2 separate regions of the Homo sapiens genome follow, and region 2 is linked to region 1. The links are chromatin loops, found by intact Hi-C in ENCODE. Cell type or tissue: heart left ventricle. All regions are shown on one strand. Links, peaks and the distances in the headings refer to the core of each region. The heading gives the core; the rest is flanking DNA. Region 1 overlaps SIK3 (SIK family kinase 3). Region 2 overlaps SIK3 (SIK family kinase 3).

The links. Hi-C counts contacts between places; a loop is a spot of excess contacts. Peaks named below come from ENCODE experiments on the same cell type or tissue, not always from the same donor. Only the 100,000 strongest peaks of a DNase experiment are listed, where the experiment ranks them.
Region 2: a loop joins it to region 1, with 2.0 times the contacts of the local background. A loop is called at or near these places in 6 of 110 quality-filtered maps.

The regions. Positions count from the first base shown.
Region 1 is chr11:116,929,070-116,937,404 of GRCh38, reverse strand. All of the region lies in intron 3 of SIK3 (SIK family kinase 3), which reads left to right. Among named protein-coding and RNA genes, the nearest start is that of APOA1, 96 kb to the right of the region's middle. In heart left ventricle, for the core only: no CTCF peak of the experiment used is centred there; no DNase peak of the experiment used is centred there; H3K4me3 peaks cover 1,285 bases; H3K27ac peaks cover 3,215 bases.
Region 2 is chr11:116,987,508-116,995,842 of GRCh38, reverse strand. All of the region lies in intron 1 of SIK3 (SIK family kinase 3), which reads left to right. Among named protein-coding and RNA genes, the nearest start is that of SIK3, 110 kb to the left of the region's middle. In heart left ventricle, for the core only: no CTCF peak of the experiment used is centred there; no DNase peak of the experiment used is centred there; H3K27ac peaks cover 1,362 bases.

The sequences.
Region 1 (8,335 bases), core at 250-8,249:
ATTCTGAATTGTTTCAGTTATGTAAGACATTACTTGTTTCCAAAGTTAAAGCTACAAAACAAGGTGCATTCATATGTCTGGCTTCCACACCTTTTCCGTAAGTAACCATTTATTTAACATTATTCCTTTTGGCAAATCTAAATAAATATATGCATATACATACACATGCATATTTGTATTTTCCCTTCCTTCCTACACAAACAGAAACACACTCTACATATTTTTCTACGTCTTGCAGTGCTTCATGGATATAAACCCATCCATGGACCAAAAATCCATGGGCTAGGAGGGAAGACACACAAGATAAGAAATTACTGTAATATAATTGTTTGCTGATGTCATAGAGGCAGATAGATTAAATGTCATTAGACACAAATTATGGAGCAGTTTTTCTAGGGCGGGTGAGTAGGTTAGGGTTAGCTTCAGAGAAATGACCTTTAAGCTGGACTTTAAAGGATAACCTTGAATTCCAAAGTTCAGCTGGGGATGGGGATGAGAATAGGAGACAGGCATTCCAGCAAGAAGTAAAACCCTGAGCAAAGTGTACAGCATGTTGGTGAAACAGCAAGTACACATGCAGGTGAACTATGTTTATGAATTAGAACTATATATTGTAGGCTGTGAGATTTTGTTGAAAAGTTCTAAGTTAAATGAATGACACGACCAAAGAAATGTGTTAGAATAACTGGTAACAATGTAAAGGATGATGGGCAGAAAGGGAAACCTGAAGGATAGAGAAGAGGAGGCATACTCTTTAAATGTAAGTCGAAAATTTAGCGTATTTTGTAAGTAATTGGATGTTAAGAGTGAGGAAGAAAGAGGAGTTGAAGATGATTCCAAAGTTTCTTTCATGGACATCTAGATGATGGTAATAGGGATTCAGGAGGAGAACTAGGTTACAGCAGGAAGATAAAGAGAACGTTAGTTCAGGCCAGGTGCTGTGGCTCACGCCTGTAATCCCAGAACTTTGGGAGGCTGAGGTAGGTGCATTACTTGAGGTAAAGAGTTTGAGACCAGCCTGACCAACATGGTGAAACTCCGTCTCTATTAAAAATACAAAAATTAGCTGGGCATGGTGGCACCTGTTGTCCCAGTGACTTGGGAGGCTGAGATAGGAGAATCACTTGAACCTGGGAGGCAGAGGTTGTGATGAGCCGAGATCACACCACCCCGCTTCAGCCTGGATGACAAAGTGAGTCTCTGTCTCAAAAATGCAAACAAACAAAGAGAACGCTAGTTCAGTTTGGTCCATGTTAAATTTAGATATCTTTCAAATTTTTTTAAATTATAAAAATAAAGATGGGATCTCACTATGTTGCCCAGGCTGATCTTGAACTCCTGGACTCAAGTGATCCTCCCTTCTTGGCCTCCCAGTGTGCTGGGATCACAGGTGTGAGCCACCACACCTGGCCTAAATTTAGATATATTTATGATACCTAGATGAAGTTTTTCAGTAGACATTTGAAAACAGGAGTTTGGAGCTCAGGAGGTTAGATGACTAGAAACAGTGAATTTGGAAGCCATTAGCCTTATGTATTGGCATTAGTTACCATCTCATGCTACATAAAATTCCCTGGAGACATGTACTTGAGCTGTTCCCTTTGGAAGACTAGTTAGAGCTAGGATTGCAACATTTTGATAGTCAATATTTTAACAAATCGAAAGGTACCTCTGTTGACTTGGAGCATGCAGGTTATACTAGGATCTGATTAGAACCTCTGTTACAGGATTAGCAAACCAAGTATTGCTAATACCTTGGTGTAGCATGAGAAACATTGGTACTATATGAGAAAACTTGAATAACATTTTTGAAAGGCCTTTTGTAATATATGAGATTCTATTTCAAAGCCTACCTGGGTTTATGCTTAGTCTAGAAATACTTTTTAAGAAGCCATAAGAAAACAAATCCTTCCTTATACATTACTGTGAATGGACTTGATATGAAAAGGATGGCATGTTTTTTATGAAGACAACTTAAAAAGTGTGTAGTTTACAAACCTTGTTTAATAGCAAAATGAAGAGTAAAAAAAGTGTTTTTGTAAAAGCTTATAGTCTCTTCTCTCATTGGTATTCCTTGAGTTAATTTATAATAATAAATTAATAAGTATTAATAATCAATATAATTAATAATAATTTATCATTATTAATAATAGTTTAAAGATAGGGTCTTGCCCTGTTGCCCAGGCTGGAGTGCAGTGGCATGCTCATAGCTCACTGCAGCCTCGAACTCCTGGGTTCAAGTGATCCTCCTGCCTCAGCCTCTCAACAGATTACCAGGTGCATACCACCATGCCTGGCTGATTTTGTTTGTTTGTTTTCTGAGACTGGGTCTCACTCTGTCGCCCAGGCTGGAGTGCAGTGGCACGATCTCGGCTTACTGCAAACTCTGCTTTCCAGGTTCAAGCGATTCTCCTGCCTCAGCCTCCCGAATAGCTGGGACTATAGGCATGCGCCACCACACCCGGCTAATTTTTTTTTTGTATTTTGAGTAGAAATGAGGTTTCACCATGTTGGCCAGGCTGGTCTTGAACTCCTGACCTCAGGTAATCCACCTACCTCTGCCTCCCAAAGTGCTGGGATTATAGAGGTGAGCCACCGCGCCCGGCCTATGCCTGGCTGATTTTTAAATTTTTTGTAGCAATGGGGTCTTGCTTTGCTGTTCAGGCTGGTCTTTAAGTGCGGGGATTATAGGTGTGAACCACCATGCCTGGCCTAATCTATAATTATTAAGTATCCATCATAGGCAGAGTACTATTTTATGTGTAATAAGGAGGCATAGAAAAAAATAGTTCTAGTTCCACATTTTCAAAACTAAAGCATATCCTGTGATAATGTGTTTCACGAAGAAATTGTGTTGTCTCAAAACTCTCAGGGAAAAAGTTTAGTTTATTTGGAAGAGACAGAAGAAAATTTAGTATACTTTTTGCTTGTATGCCAAGTACAGACTTGGATATATGAAGACAGGTCATATATGTTAGTGTGCCTTTTTAGATTAGTTGGGAAGACTCTTGAATTCATTGAGGTGAGCAATAGCATTTAGCATTCATTTTGCTAATAAAATCTAAGGTTCAGGAAATAGTTTTAATAAACAGGGATAGGAATGTATTCAATCATCTTTTGTTCTTTTAATAAATACTTATTAAGTGCTTAATATGCGTCAGATACCGTTCATTGTACTAGACACAGTATTGAACAAAATGGCAAGAATGCCTGCCCTCATGGAGCTTGTTTTCTAGTGGAGAAGACAGATAGTACACCAACTAAGTAGGGTAGAATGTGTCATTTGTTAGAAAATGATAAAGTGCGTAGGGGAAGTGAATATGAAATTGAAATATCAGGAGGTAAGCTGACAATAGAGATAGGAAAGACCTCTCTGAGAAGGTTATACTTTTGTAAAAGATCATGCAGCTATTTGGGGAGGAGCATTCCAAGTAGAAAGAATAGAAAGAACAAAGGCCCTGTGGCAGGAGTATTTCTGCTGTGTTTGAGAAATAGCAAGGTGGCATATGTGATTATAGTAGAACAAAAGAGCCAGTGAAAGAAGGTAAGGTCAAAGGTCATGAGCTGGGAACCCATCCGGAGGTTTTGACAGAAAAAAATGATGTGATCTTATTTAAGATTTAAGAGAATTACCCTGCTACATAGAAATGCAGACTTAATTGTTTGAGTGTAGGAGTTTGAGGCTACAATGAGCCATGATTGGGCCACTGCACTCCAACATGGGCAACACAGCAAGACCTTGTCTCTTGAGAGAGAGAGAGAGAGAGAGGAAGGAAGAAAAGAGAAAATGCAAACTTATATTCATATAAAATTCTATACACAATTGTTTAATTGTTGATAGCAGCTTTCTTTGTAATAGCTAAGAACTGGAAACAACCAAAATGTCCTTCAGTAGGTGAATGGATAAGGAAACTCTTGTACATCTATTCCATGCTGTACTACTCAGCAGTAAAAAGGAGCAAATGGGGCCAGGTGCAGTGGCTCACGCCTGTAATCCCAGCACTTTGGGGGGCTGAGGCGGGTGGAGCACGAGGTCAGGAGTTTGAGACCAGCCTGGCCAATATGGTGAAACCCTGTCTCTACTAAAAATGCAAAAATTAGCCGGGTGTGGTGGCGCACGCCTGTAGTCCCAGCTACTTGGGAGGCTGAGGCAGGAGAATCACTTGAACCCAGGAGGTGGAGGTTGCAGTGAGCCAAGATTGCACCACTGCACTCCATCCTGGGTGACAGTGAGACTCTGCCTCAAAAAAGAAAAAAAAAAAAAAAAGGAGCAAGGTTAATAGACACATCAACTTGGATGGATCTTAAGGACATTATGGTGACTAAAAATATCAGGCCAGTCATGGTGGTTTATGCCTGTAATCCCAACACTTTGGAAGGCCTAGGCAGGAATATCACTTGAGCCCATGAGTTTGAGACCAGCTTGGTCAACTTGGTGAAACCCTACCTCTAAATAATTAGCTAGGCATGGTGGCAGATGCTTGTAGTCCTAGCTGCTTGGGAGGCTGAGGTGGGAGGAGGTCAAGGCTGCAGTGAGCCGTGATCTTGCCACTGCAGTCCAGCTTGAATGACTCTTTCTCAAAAAACAAACAAACAAAAACAAGAAAATAAAAAAGCCAATCTCAAAAGGTCGCCGACTGTATGATTCTGTTTATATAGTGTTCTTAAAATGATGAAATTACATAAATGGGAAACAGATTAGTGGTTTCTAGGAGTTAGGGATGGTGGGGCATAGAGGAACAAGCATGACTGTGTAGGGGTAGTGCAACGGAGATCTTTGTGGTGGTGAAATATTTTTGTATCTTTTTTTGATACAAAAAATTGAACAGGGGAAAGGCAAGATCCGTTTACACATGCAGGCATATATGTGAGAGTACTCAGTAATGACTGAGTCCGAATAGTTGTAATTGCTATTGTAGTAATTGCAGTTGTTGTTCCACAAATCTACACATGTGATAAAGTGACATAGAACTATACATACGCATTGTACCCATGTCAAATTCTGGGTTTTGATATCGTTCTATAATTATATAAGATTTAACCATTGGCGGAAACTGGGCGAAGGGTACACGGGACCTCTCTGCACTGTCTTTGCAACTTCCTGTGAATCTATAATTATCTCAAAATAAAAAGTTTTTAAAAAAAGATTACTACCTTGGCTGCTCTTTTGAGGAGTAATCCTAGGAGGTTATTGCAGAAATCTAGGAGTGAGGTAGTTGCTGTTAAATGAGGCTGGTGGCACTAGAGTGGAGTGAAGGCAGGGGTGAGAAATAGTTGGATTCTGAATATGATTTGAACGTAGAGTTAATAGAATTTGCTGATGGATAGGATGCAGGGTGTGAGAGAAAGAGAAGAATGAAAGATGCCATAAAAGTTTTTGGCCTGGTCAATGGAGGAGCAAAGAAAAGAGATAGTAACAAGAAGCAGCAACAAGTCAAGAAGCCCGGTAAGAGGTAGTTGGATTCTTGGCAAGAAAGACAAAATGACAAACCCTCTTCCTCTAGTCAGTGGCAGCCACGCCTGGGAGTTAGAGGACAATAGGATATTAAAGTGACTGCACTCTTATTAACCTGCTTAGGGGGAGCTGAGTTATCTTGGCCTCGCCCTGCTTTTTTGGAAAGAAGCGTTTGTTTGATAAACAGGAAGTCGTTTCCATGGGTGTAGGAAGAAGAAATGATAGAACTGAGTGGCAAAGCAAAGAACTACTAGCTGTGGTTAGTTTGGAATTGGCAGAAGTTTTTTCAGGTAGTCACCTAAGATGAAGATGAGCACACATACTGCCTTTTCCCTTTTCTAGGCTGGGTTCATTCTTCACTGAAATGTGGTATTTCTGCCTATTGCTTGTCCTGCTGTCAGGGTATGTTCATTTTCAGCTAGTGTTTTGCATCAACTATGAGTTGTAGACTTAGCAGACAAATGGAGACACTGTCTGTTTAGAGTGGAAAAGTGACTTATTTTAAGAAATGTTGGCTCCGCACCACTATCCCATTAGTGGCATACCTCTGACACTCCATTGAAGCTGGCCTAGGGAAGGTAAGACTGGCTTCTGTGTATTTTTGCTCTTTGAAAGGTCAGAACCTAAATGTACCACAAGATATTTTCTTCCTGAGTAAGATTGGGACAAAATTACAAACAGTGAATTCTGAAGCAAACTTACGTGCTGGTGCTCTAATACTTTAGAAAATTCAAAATCGATTTCCTGTACTTCTAACAATATTACTCTTCGTCGGGTATGTAAATCTCTTAGTGTCACTTACTTCTTTTCATTTTGCAAGGAAGGGCAGACCAAAAAGATTAAAGAAGACCAATGCCAAGTCATGGTCATGGGAAAGTGAGAAAGAGAATTTAAAAGTACTTTTTACTTTTTTTTACTTTGTTTTACTTTTTACTTTTGAAAAGCACTTGAAACAGGAGAACCATTTTTTTTCCTTTTAACCGAGAGTCACCTCATCCCTGTCTGGGTACATGTTTGGAGTGAAATTGTGGTCAAAGAAAACTTTAAATTTGTCCCAGACCTATAATGGCAACTAAATAGATAAGTAGTTGATTGATGGTGAAAAAAGCTTAGTGTGATGGACTTGACTTTATGCAGCAGGTGTCTACTTGAGGTTTGTTTAGATTGGTGGGGGTGGGGAGGGGGCAGGACTCTAGCTAGGGGCATGGCTGCAGTGTGGATGATTGGGATGAGGATATGGGTAGTATTTGTGTCTCAGTATTTAGGAGAGGTAGTTCACTGAATTGCCTGGAAGAAGCAGAACAACTCTGGAGTTCCTTGCAATTGGAGTTTATCCTGACAAGGTTCAACGTACATTTTACTTTGCGTATTGAGTGGATTCAGGAGCCATTTGGTTTCATTTGCCTTCTGAAAGTACTGCAGTATTTGTAAAAATGCTGTGACTATGTGTTAAGTCCAGGCTGGTCTACAGCTCTGGATTTCTTCACTGAAAGTTAAATATCACATTTGAACTTGAAGAATGTTTGCTGCCTGCCTCTAGAGCATATACGAATATAAAGCAGCTATTTGTCAGCAGGCAGCTGAAAGGCGATTTTCAGCAGGGAGTGAAAACCACTGCAGGCTGCTGGCTTCCTGGCACACCCACTAGACCTCGTAGGTTTACAGTGAAAGCAAACCAATGGGAGTAGGGGTTGGGGGGATAAGATGGGCAAAAATCAGGGCAGAGGCTGAGGTCTGAATGCGATTGAGCCACTGGAAGGAGCTTGCATGTGAAGAGCACAGTGCTCCCAAAGAGAAGAAAACTTGAACCCTAAACACAATGGCTAGGAGCAAATATCTAATGTGAACACTTTAAAAAAAAAAAGTGATTTGTTCCGTAAGTGTATTTAGAGTCCAGGGGAAAAAAAAAAGTGATTTGTTTATCTTCTTTGTATCTATAACTATAGGGGTACTGAAGGTAACTTTGGGGAAAGTATTATAGTTTAAGCTGTACTACCCAGTGCGCTGTTACAGCTACCTTTTAACCAGAACCATTAACAGTGACAATCGATGTGTAGAAAATCACCTTTAAGCTCTGCAGAATCCTGAAGGACTTTGTGCTCTATTGACTAGATGTTTAAGTATTCCCTATATAGTATTCAGTGGACCTTTTCAAAAATGTCTTTTGCAACATCTTTGAAAGTGAAAGTTTTAACGTATGATACTCTTAATCAGAGTACACGTTTATTCCCAAATATTCTGTTCTTTCTTTGGGTATAGCATGCAACAGAGTTTACTTGTATTTAGAAGATCAAGAGGTGGGGGTATTGGCAGGATAAATGATTTGTCCAGGGACAACTGATGTGTCACTGTAGAGATAAAACAGAACTAGGCTGCATTCCAGCAGCTTCTGGCCCGTATAACAGTTTTGAGAACTTTCCAATCACTTTAGGAAAACAAGGTACTTAGAAATTTATAAAGACTTTCTTAATAAAAGAAATCACTTATTTTGGAAATTGTGAAATTAATCATTCTGCAGCATTTAAGAAGCACTTTGATGTGTTCTGGTAATTAGTATTTACTGCCAGACAAATGTCTCTTGGGCATTTTAATTAATGGGTAGCTTGGCCAAATGAGCTTCTGATGGTAAACCTTCATAAGGGTTTATTTTTATGTTTCTCAAGAATAGCTGTCTCTTCAAAGCTCTTTAATTAGACAAGGTTTAGCAACTAAAACATATTATTAGAATAATTAGGCCTTGGGTTAAGAGAAATAGGGGGTCAGAGGAGCAGGTACTGTTAGAAAATGGCCTCTTAAAACATAGCATTCTACCTCTGATGGATGGCCAGTTCTTTCACAGCTTCTGTTAAGTTACTCTCCCTAGTTTGGACTTCGTGTTGT
Region 2 (8,335 bases), core at 207-8,206, 58 kb before region 1:
TAAGCAAGTGAAATAAAGGCTTATCAAAGTGTACACAGCACTTTGCTAGATACTGTGGATGATTTTTCAGGGAAGATGCCATTCCTCCCCTGAAGAAGATAATTATTGTAGAGTTAGAGCTAACAGACAAAATAGATGATATATAAATTTATTCTTAGGAGCCAGGTTGTTGAGAGGATTAAGAGCAATCACTAGACGATTAGAATATTGGGGACTTCCAAAACATCTGAAGTGTATCTAGAATAGTAGATAAGATCTGCACAGGTAGGAAGTAGGGTGAGCCGGGTGTGGCGGCTCATACCTGTAATCCCAGCACTTTGGGAGGGTTGAGGTGGGTGGATGCCTTGAGCGCAGGAGTTTGGGACCAGCCTGGGCAACATAGTGAAACCTTGTCTCTACAAAAATACAAAAATTAGCTGGGTGTGATGGTGCACACCTGTAGTCCTAGCTACTCGGGAGGCTGAGGCGGGAGGATCTCCTGAGCCTGGGAGGTGGAGGTTGCAATGAGCCAAGATCACGCCACTGCACTCCAGCCTGGGTGACAGAGTGAGACCCTGTCTTTTTTTTTTTTTTTTTGAGACGGAGTCTTGCTCTGTCGCCTAGGCTGGAGTGCAATGGTGCGATCTTGGCTCACTGCAACCTCCACCTCCTGGGTTCAAGCGATTCTCCTGCCTCAGCCTCCTGAGTAGCTGGGATTACGGGCATGCGCCATCATGCCCAGCTAATTTTTGTATTTTTGTAGAGACAAGGTTTCACTATGTTGCCCAGGCTGGTCTCAAACTCCTGACCTCAGGTGACATACCTACCTCAGCCTCCCAAGTGCTGGGATTACAGGCGTGAGCCACCATGCCCGGCCTGAGACTCTGTCTTAAAGAAAAAAAGAAAAAAAAAGGAGTGAAAGTAGAGGTGAGAAGTGCCTGGAAAACGGGACTTTTAAACTGAGCTTGCTGCAGAGGTGGACACAAAAATTTGGGGCTGTTTTGTTTGAGGAATGAAGAATAGCAGGACAAAAACAGATTGTTTTGGGGTTGGTATTAATAATTGTATAGGTAGCGTGGGGAAAACTTTTAGAGAGCCTTAAAAGCTGAACCCGTATGTTTTAGTTTGGTGTGAGTAAACGTAGATTCCTGGTGCTCTGTAACAGGAGTGTTTGTCGCAGTTTAGTCCGACAGTGATGGCTTATAGTACATATGATTGTGGTCAAGATGAGGAGATTAATTAGCTAATCCCAAAGGGATTTCGTGATCATTTATTGAATCCTTACCACCAAGCACTTTTTGTCATGAATCATTATTTCATCTAAACCTGGCAACTGCCCTGTGAGTTTGATATTGTTATAATCCTCACCGTAACAAGTGAGAATGCTGATACCCAGCAAGGGCAAGCACCTTTCTTAGGGTCACAAAACGAGGAAGGAGTAGAGCAGTCAGTGTGGCTCCAGGAACCAGAATCTTAACCACTATGCTCTAAAGTGTTTTTCAGAGAAAGGAAGATTAACATTCTTTCCTTCGATGTATTTTTTTCCTTGCTAATTCCCTATCTCCTTACCTACAATGTGGCTTAGTGATCTTAGGACAAAGGTTTGGCTTGGAGACTTCAAAGAGGTTTGTCCATTTCAGACTCTTCAAAAACAGTTACTGGTTACTTACAAATAACACTTTGTAATTCAATAACTGAAAAATCAAAACAACTTTAAATAGATTTTAAGGCTGGAGAAGGGAGGCTAGCTAATTTCATAAATTTGTTGAAGTTTGATTTTCTTTACCCTAGTTGTATCATAAATAGGAATGGTTTTTTATATTTATACTTGTTTAAATATACTGTTTATACCTGTTTAAATGCTAAGCCAACAAAAGCTCTCTGAAAGAATACATGCACACAAACACATGTCTGTTTCGTCACGGATGTGTAACTCACTCATGGTTGCTCCTCCTGATGTCTGTGTGCCACACAGTTCGGAAAAGGCACTTGCTTGGCTGTCACGCTGTAAGTTCCCTTTGTCATTTGTGACAATTGGTCTCTTTGCTGTACATCTTTTGGGATGAAGGATTGAGCTCTTGTAAAAGCATTTCAGAGGTTTTTCAGCTAATGATTTTTCCGCTCATTCTTTACTGTTTGGTTTCCTAGGCAACCCATCCTCCCCTTGCACCCTGCTGACGTCTGTTCAGCCCCTCTTCCTCTCCACTACCCCTCCCATTACTCAAGTTGTTTTTTCATTGCTGCTTTAGGATTGCACTAAAGGAATATACATGTTTTCCTAAATATCTGCTCCTCTATACTTTTTAGAATATATTAGAAGGATGGGAAGAAAAAAAATCATTTTTAGAAGCTAAGTAACCTGTATTTTTAGGTCAGTTATAACAGGGTTTCATCCATATAAGGCTAAATTTATTCTGTTGTTTCTAGGTTGGTTTTCTTTTTTAAAGTTAAACAATAATAAAGAAATTGTTGTCCATTTAAACCAGGAATTCCATAATTAAGCTATTTTAGGAATGTAAGGTGTTGTATAGGAAAAAACAGTCTGAAAATGGTGGGCATAGTTGCGTTTCTAGATGGTTATGCTGTGATTTATTTTTTTAAAAAATCAGTTGTGTCTGTTAAAAGCATTTCTGTTACTGTGGGGAGGGGTTTTTAAAGTTTTAAAAATCTAGCTTTTGGGTGAGTGCAGTGGCTCATGCCAGTAATCCCACCACTTTGGGAGGCTGATGTGGGAGGATCACCTCAGGCCAGGAGTTTGAGACCCATCTGGGCAACATAGTGAGACTCTGTTTATTAAAATAAAAATAAAAGTAGAAATAAAATAAAATAAAAATCTGTTTAGTTGTTGTTCACATTTGGTCCTTTAGAGATACTTTTTTGAGACAGAATCTCACTCTGTCACCCAGGCTGGAGAGCAGTGGCATGATCACGGCTCACTGCAGCCTCTATCTCCTGGACTTAAGTGACCCTCCCACCTCAGCCTCCCAAATAGCTGGGACTACAGGTGCATGGCACTATGTCTGGCTAATTTTTAAATTTTTCTGTAGAGATGAGGTCCCTCCATGTTGCCTAGGCTGGTCTTGAACTTTTGGGCTCAAGAGTCCTCCTGCCTTGGCTCCCCGAGGTGCTGGGATTATTATAGTCATGAGCTACTGCTCCTGACCTAGTGATAACTTTTTGAATTCCAATTCCTTGATCCTTTAGCATCCTAGGCAAAGACAACCATTTCTGCTGGGTAAAGCACAGTGAAAAGCCCTGCTTCTCTGTATACAAATGAAACAGATTGTACAATTAATATGTATTGGGTGCTGCATGGTCCATCCTAACAGTAGTGCTAATTGCCATATCATTTATTTTTACATTTGGAAGTATTTTACTTTGGCCTCAATGTAATTTTGTTTTTTTAATGCTGTAGAGTGTATGGGATATAGGTAAGGAGTGGATAAGAAAGGAAACAATAGAATCAGAAATAGTAAGAATTGCTATATAAATGCCTTTCCCTGTAAATGCACACAAATATATGAGGTGTTTTTTTTTGGGGGGGGGGGTCTTGCTCTGTTGCCCAGGCTGGAGTGCATTGGTAGGATCTTAGCTCACTGCAGCCTCCACCTCCTGGGTTCAAGCAATTCTCTTGCCTCAGCCTCCTGAGTAGCTGGGATTATAGGCGCCCACCACCACGCCTGGCTAATTTTTTGTATTTTTAGTAAAAATGAGGTTTCACCATGTTGGCCAAGCTGGTCTCGAACTCCTGACCTCAAGTGTTCTGCCCGCTTTGGCCTCCGAAAGTGCTGAGATTCCAGGTATGAGCCACCATGCCCGGCCACGAGTTTTTTGTATGTATGTCTAAATACGTAGAAAGACAAGATTTACCCCCTTTTTTGGTGTCTGTAATAAATTTAGTGATATACGTGTATGGGTGTATATGTATATAGATATGTATGCTATGAGTTAGAAATGAAAAACCTGCCATAAAAGCAAGAGGAAGGAGGAGTTAATTTTGCCTGAAGATGTCAGAGAAGGCTGCATTGAAAAAATTTGCCATAGACCTGGTGATAGGAGATTGAATGGGCCTTACTAGCTGTGTATAGTGGTTTGTACCAAAAAGTATGGGGATAGGAGGGGAAAGTGGCTGGGAATATTGGAAAATCTAGTTGAAAGATAGGTTGAAGGCCGATTGTGAAATAGTTTCACTTACTTTATCATTTAAGTAATAGGTTGGTTAGACCTTTTAGATCAGATCAGTATTTTGAGAGTATCTCTAATAGTATAGAATTATTTGTACTTCTTGACTGAAACTATATGTTAAATAATGAATTTGTAACTTAGTTATTAGAGTGTTCAAATTATACCTGTTTCTCTCCCTTCCCTCAATTTTTAGAAAGCATTCTCTAATGAGGCAGGGGTTTTTGTTTGTTTTGAGACAGCGCCTTGCTCTATTGCCCATACTGGAGCGCAGTGGCATGATCTCGACTCACTGCAACCTTCGCCTCCCGGGTTCAAGTGATTCTCATGCCTCAGCCTCCCTTGTAGGTGAGATTACGGGCGTGTGCCACCATGCCTGGTTAATTTTTGTATTTTTGATAGAGACGGGGTTTTGCCATGTTGGCCAGCTGGTCTCAAACTCCTGGCCACCTTGGATCCGCCCACCTTGGCCTCCCAAAGTGCTGGGGTTACAGGCATGAGCCACCATGACCAGCCAAGGCAGGTTACTTTTATATTGGTTAAAAGAGTGCCTGATATTAAATCCTTAGTCTCCCACTAACCAGCTCTCTCTCTGACCTTGGATGAGCCTTAAACTTTGGTTTAATTCATTTGTAAAACAAGCATAATAATGCCTACCTGAAAGAACTGTTGTGAGGATTTGATTGAACGGGATAATATGTAAAGCACAGCTCTTGACACACTGTAAATGTAGCTGAAAAATAGTAGTGATTATTTTGTGGTAACAGCTTTCATTGTAGAAGAAAATTAATGGAATGTGAAGGATTAATGATTTTGGGAGGTGGAGGGGAGGAGACCTTGTTAAGTAGATTAATTAGGAAGTTATTGGTTTGTCCAAACAGTGCTTTTAGGTGACAAGGGAATTCAGTGTGGAAGAGGAGGTTTGGTAGGAGAAGAAAATATAATCAGTTTAGTTGTAGATGGGTTGAGTTTAAGGTACCCAAGGACACAAAGGTAATACTGTGGAGGTGGCTGTTGGAAATACGAAGCCTGGAGGTACGAATGTGGAAGTTATTGCTGTCTGGTTGGAGATACTTGTGTCTGGGAAGAGTGATCGAGTGAGTAGTGGCCTATTAATGTTTTCTTTTTTTAAAAAATTTACTTTCAATATACTGCCAATAAAGTAATTTGCACTGTTATACTAAGGTATTAGACCACGTATTCTGAGTTCAGATTTGTTGCTTGACTCGTTAATGTATGTAGGTTATACCCAGTTTTGGTAAGCCTCCTGACCTTTGGCCCCATTCACAGCATTATCTCTATCTCTCAAAGGGAAAAAGAAGTTCATTCTTTGAACTGGGGAGTGCTCTGATGTTGGCAGGTCTACTCCTCCTCAGGTCTAGACACTCTTGGCCTCCACAGTGGTTTTATTCAGGAAAGTTCTCACCTTTGAATTGTAGACTTAGTGCAGACTTGCTGGTAGTTGGCTAGGCGGGATCACAACAGTGATTGGTATTGGTAAGTACATGTATTGCTGCCAAGAAGTTGCATAGTTCATGTGTTCAGTCATAGCCTTTTCTTTATATGACGACCCCGCTGAAATACAGAATGGCCTGCTGCCTTCTCACAGAAGGTCTACTGTTCCAAGCTTATTTTTTTCTGAGTGAGAAGAAAAGGTCTTTTGCCACTGTTTTCAGACTGAAATTTAAATTTCAGCTGCCTTGGATCCTATATAATAAAAGATTGAGACACAGAAATTGTTCTATTAGACTTGAAATTTCAATTGCTTTTACTTCCCAGTTTGTAGTAGTGTTTGAACCTAAAATCCTATGTGTGTTTTTAGTTACCTTTTCAAGTTAAACTTTCAGAAACTATCTGCTTAACTTAAAAATTTACTCTTGTTAATTGCCCAACCACATCTTACTTCATGTGTCAAAATCTGCCTGATATTTTTAATTTGGAAGTCCACAGTAGTGGGAAGTCATAGGAACTCCCAGTCAGGGTATTCACAGTAACTACTCACAGTAATAGGAACTCACAGTCAAGTCTAATTTTTCATTTTAATTTTTCCAATCCCTTCTTTACTTCTAGTATACTAATTGAAAAAAAAAAACTTGGGTTGCCTTTAGTTTCAATTTATAATTTTTATTAGGATTTTACTGATACTGTATCTTTTTGGTACTGGAGGTCTCAGAGGACTGACCTGGTTCTACTTGTTTGCTCTTGGGATTTAGAACGATAGTTTCTATTGTGTTGAGCCAGCAACATTTTGCTTATTTTCAAGAGGCAGAGTGGCAGAGTACTAAATTGCAAGGTTGTGCAGACCTTAAATAAGTGTATGGTGAGCTATAAAGTTACAATGTTAAATTAGTTTCTGGCTGGCCCACATTGTTTCCAAAGTTGACTTTGCATTTTAAAAGACCTTACTGATTTAAAAAGCGAATAGAGAACTGCTTGGAAACACATATCATCTGAGAGACATTCGAACATGCGGGGAAAAAAAAAAGTGGAAGGAAAGGTGCTGCTGGCTGGGCATCATAGACTAGAAAGCTGCATTTAAAGTTTAAACTGCTTGGGTAAGACATGTTTTCCTGGTTTATCCTCATGTTTTTTTCCATCTGTGTTCTCTTGCCATTATTACCACCAAATACAGGAGAATACTCCTTTACTTATTGTAGTCTTATTTGGGAGACAGACTAGAGTGTGGATTATGTAGGGACAGAAAGGGAGACTTGAGGGTTTTTTTTTGTTTTGTTTTGTTTTTTCTTCCAGTATTTAGGTTCATTGATGTACAGGGCATATGTTGTCTTCTTTTAGATTTTTCAGTGAAGTTTTGTACTCCTCTCCATAAAACTCTCACACATTTATATTTATACATATATATGTAATATATATATTATTTATTTATTGAGAAAGAGTCTTGCTTTGTTACCTAGGCTGGAGTGCAGTGGCATGATCATGGCTCACTGAAGGCTCAACCCCAAAGACTCAAGCAATCCTTCCACCTCAGCCTCCCAAGTAGCTGGGACCACAGGTGCACATTAATATGCTTGGCTAATTTTTTAATTTTTAAATTATTATTATTGTAGAGATGGGGTCTTGCTGTGTTGCCTAGGCTGGTCTCAAACTCCTGAGCTCAAGCAATTCACCTGCCTCGGCATCCCAAAGTGCTGGGATTATAGGTGTGAGCACCACTGGCTGGGCCAATGTTTTTTCTCTTATAATGTTTCTTCTGATACTTTGTGGCTATTCTGAATGTGTTCTTTTAAAAATTATCATTAGAAAGTTACTTCATTTTTCTTTTTTTCTTTTTTTTTGAGTCAGAGTCTCGCTCTGTTGCCCGGGCTGGAGTGCAGTGGCGCCATCTCGGCTCACTGCAAGCTCCGCCTCCCGGGTTCACGCCATTCTCCTGCCTTAGCCTCCCTAGTAGCTGGGACTACAGGCGCCTGCCACCGTGCCGGCTAATTTTTTGTAGTTTTAGTAGAGACGGGGTTTCATGGTGTTAGCCAGGATGGTCTCAATCTCCTTGTGATCCACCTGCCTTGGCCTCCCAAAGTGCTGAGATTACAGGCGTTACTGCATTTTTCTGCACCAGGATCTCTTTATTTTGTACTTAGGCTTTGCTTGCTCCCTCTTTGCTTTAGTTTCATCATCTGTGAAACAAAGGGGTTAGGTTAGAATAAGAAATTTCCAAAGATCTTTCTACTTCTCACAGTACGTGGTGCTGTGTCGAGGTAACGTCCTTTACATACCTCATGAAGTTAGTGCTAGTTGTACCATCCAAACCACACATAAGTTCTGTGAATACAACCAAACAGCTTTGTTCACATGTATTTGCATGTGTTTCAACTTACCGTGTTCTCTGCATAATGATTCTTCAACAGTTTGAGGTAAAGAGTGAATATTTCAGTTTAAAAATACAGTCAAAAGTATAGTTTCTTATTCTGGTGGACGTGGTTTACTACTACCTCCTCCCCCTGTGTTTTAGTTTGTTGCTGTGCTAGTTTTATTGCATATTTTCTCTCCTAAAAATAGATGGTCTTTATCTAAAGCGTAGTTTTTATAAATATTTGCATCTCAAGTAAATTTTTTCCTACCACATGGATTTCATGTGGTGAGTTCCATGAAAGCAGGTTGTGTTAAGAGGGCATTCTCCTAGTACCTGTTTATTCTTTTCCATACCTCTGCCCCAAGG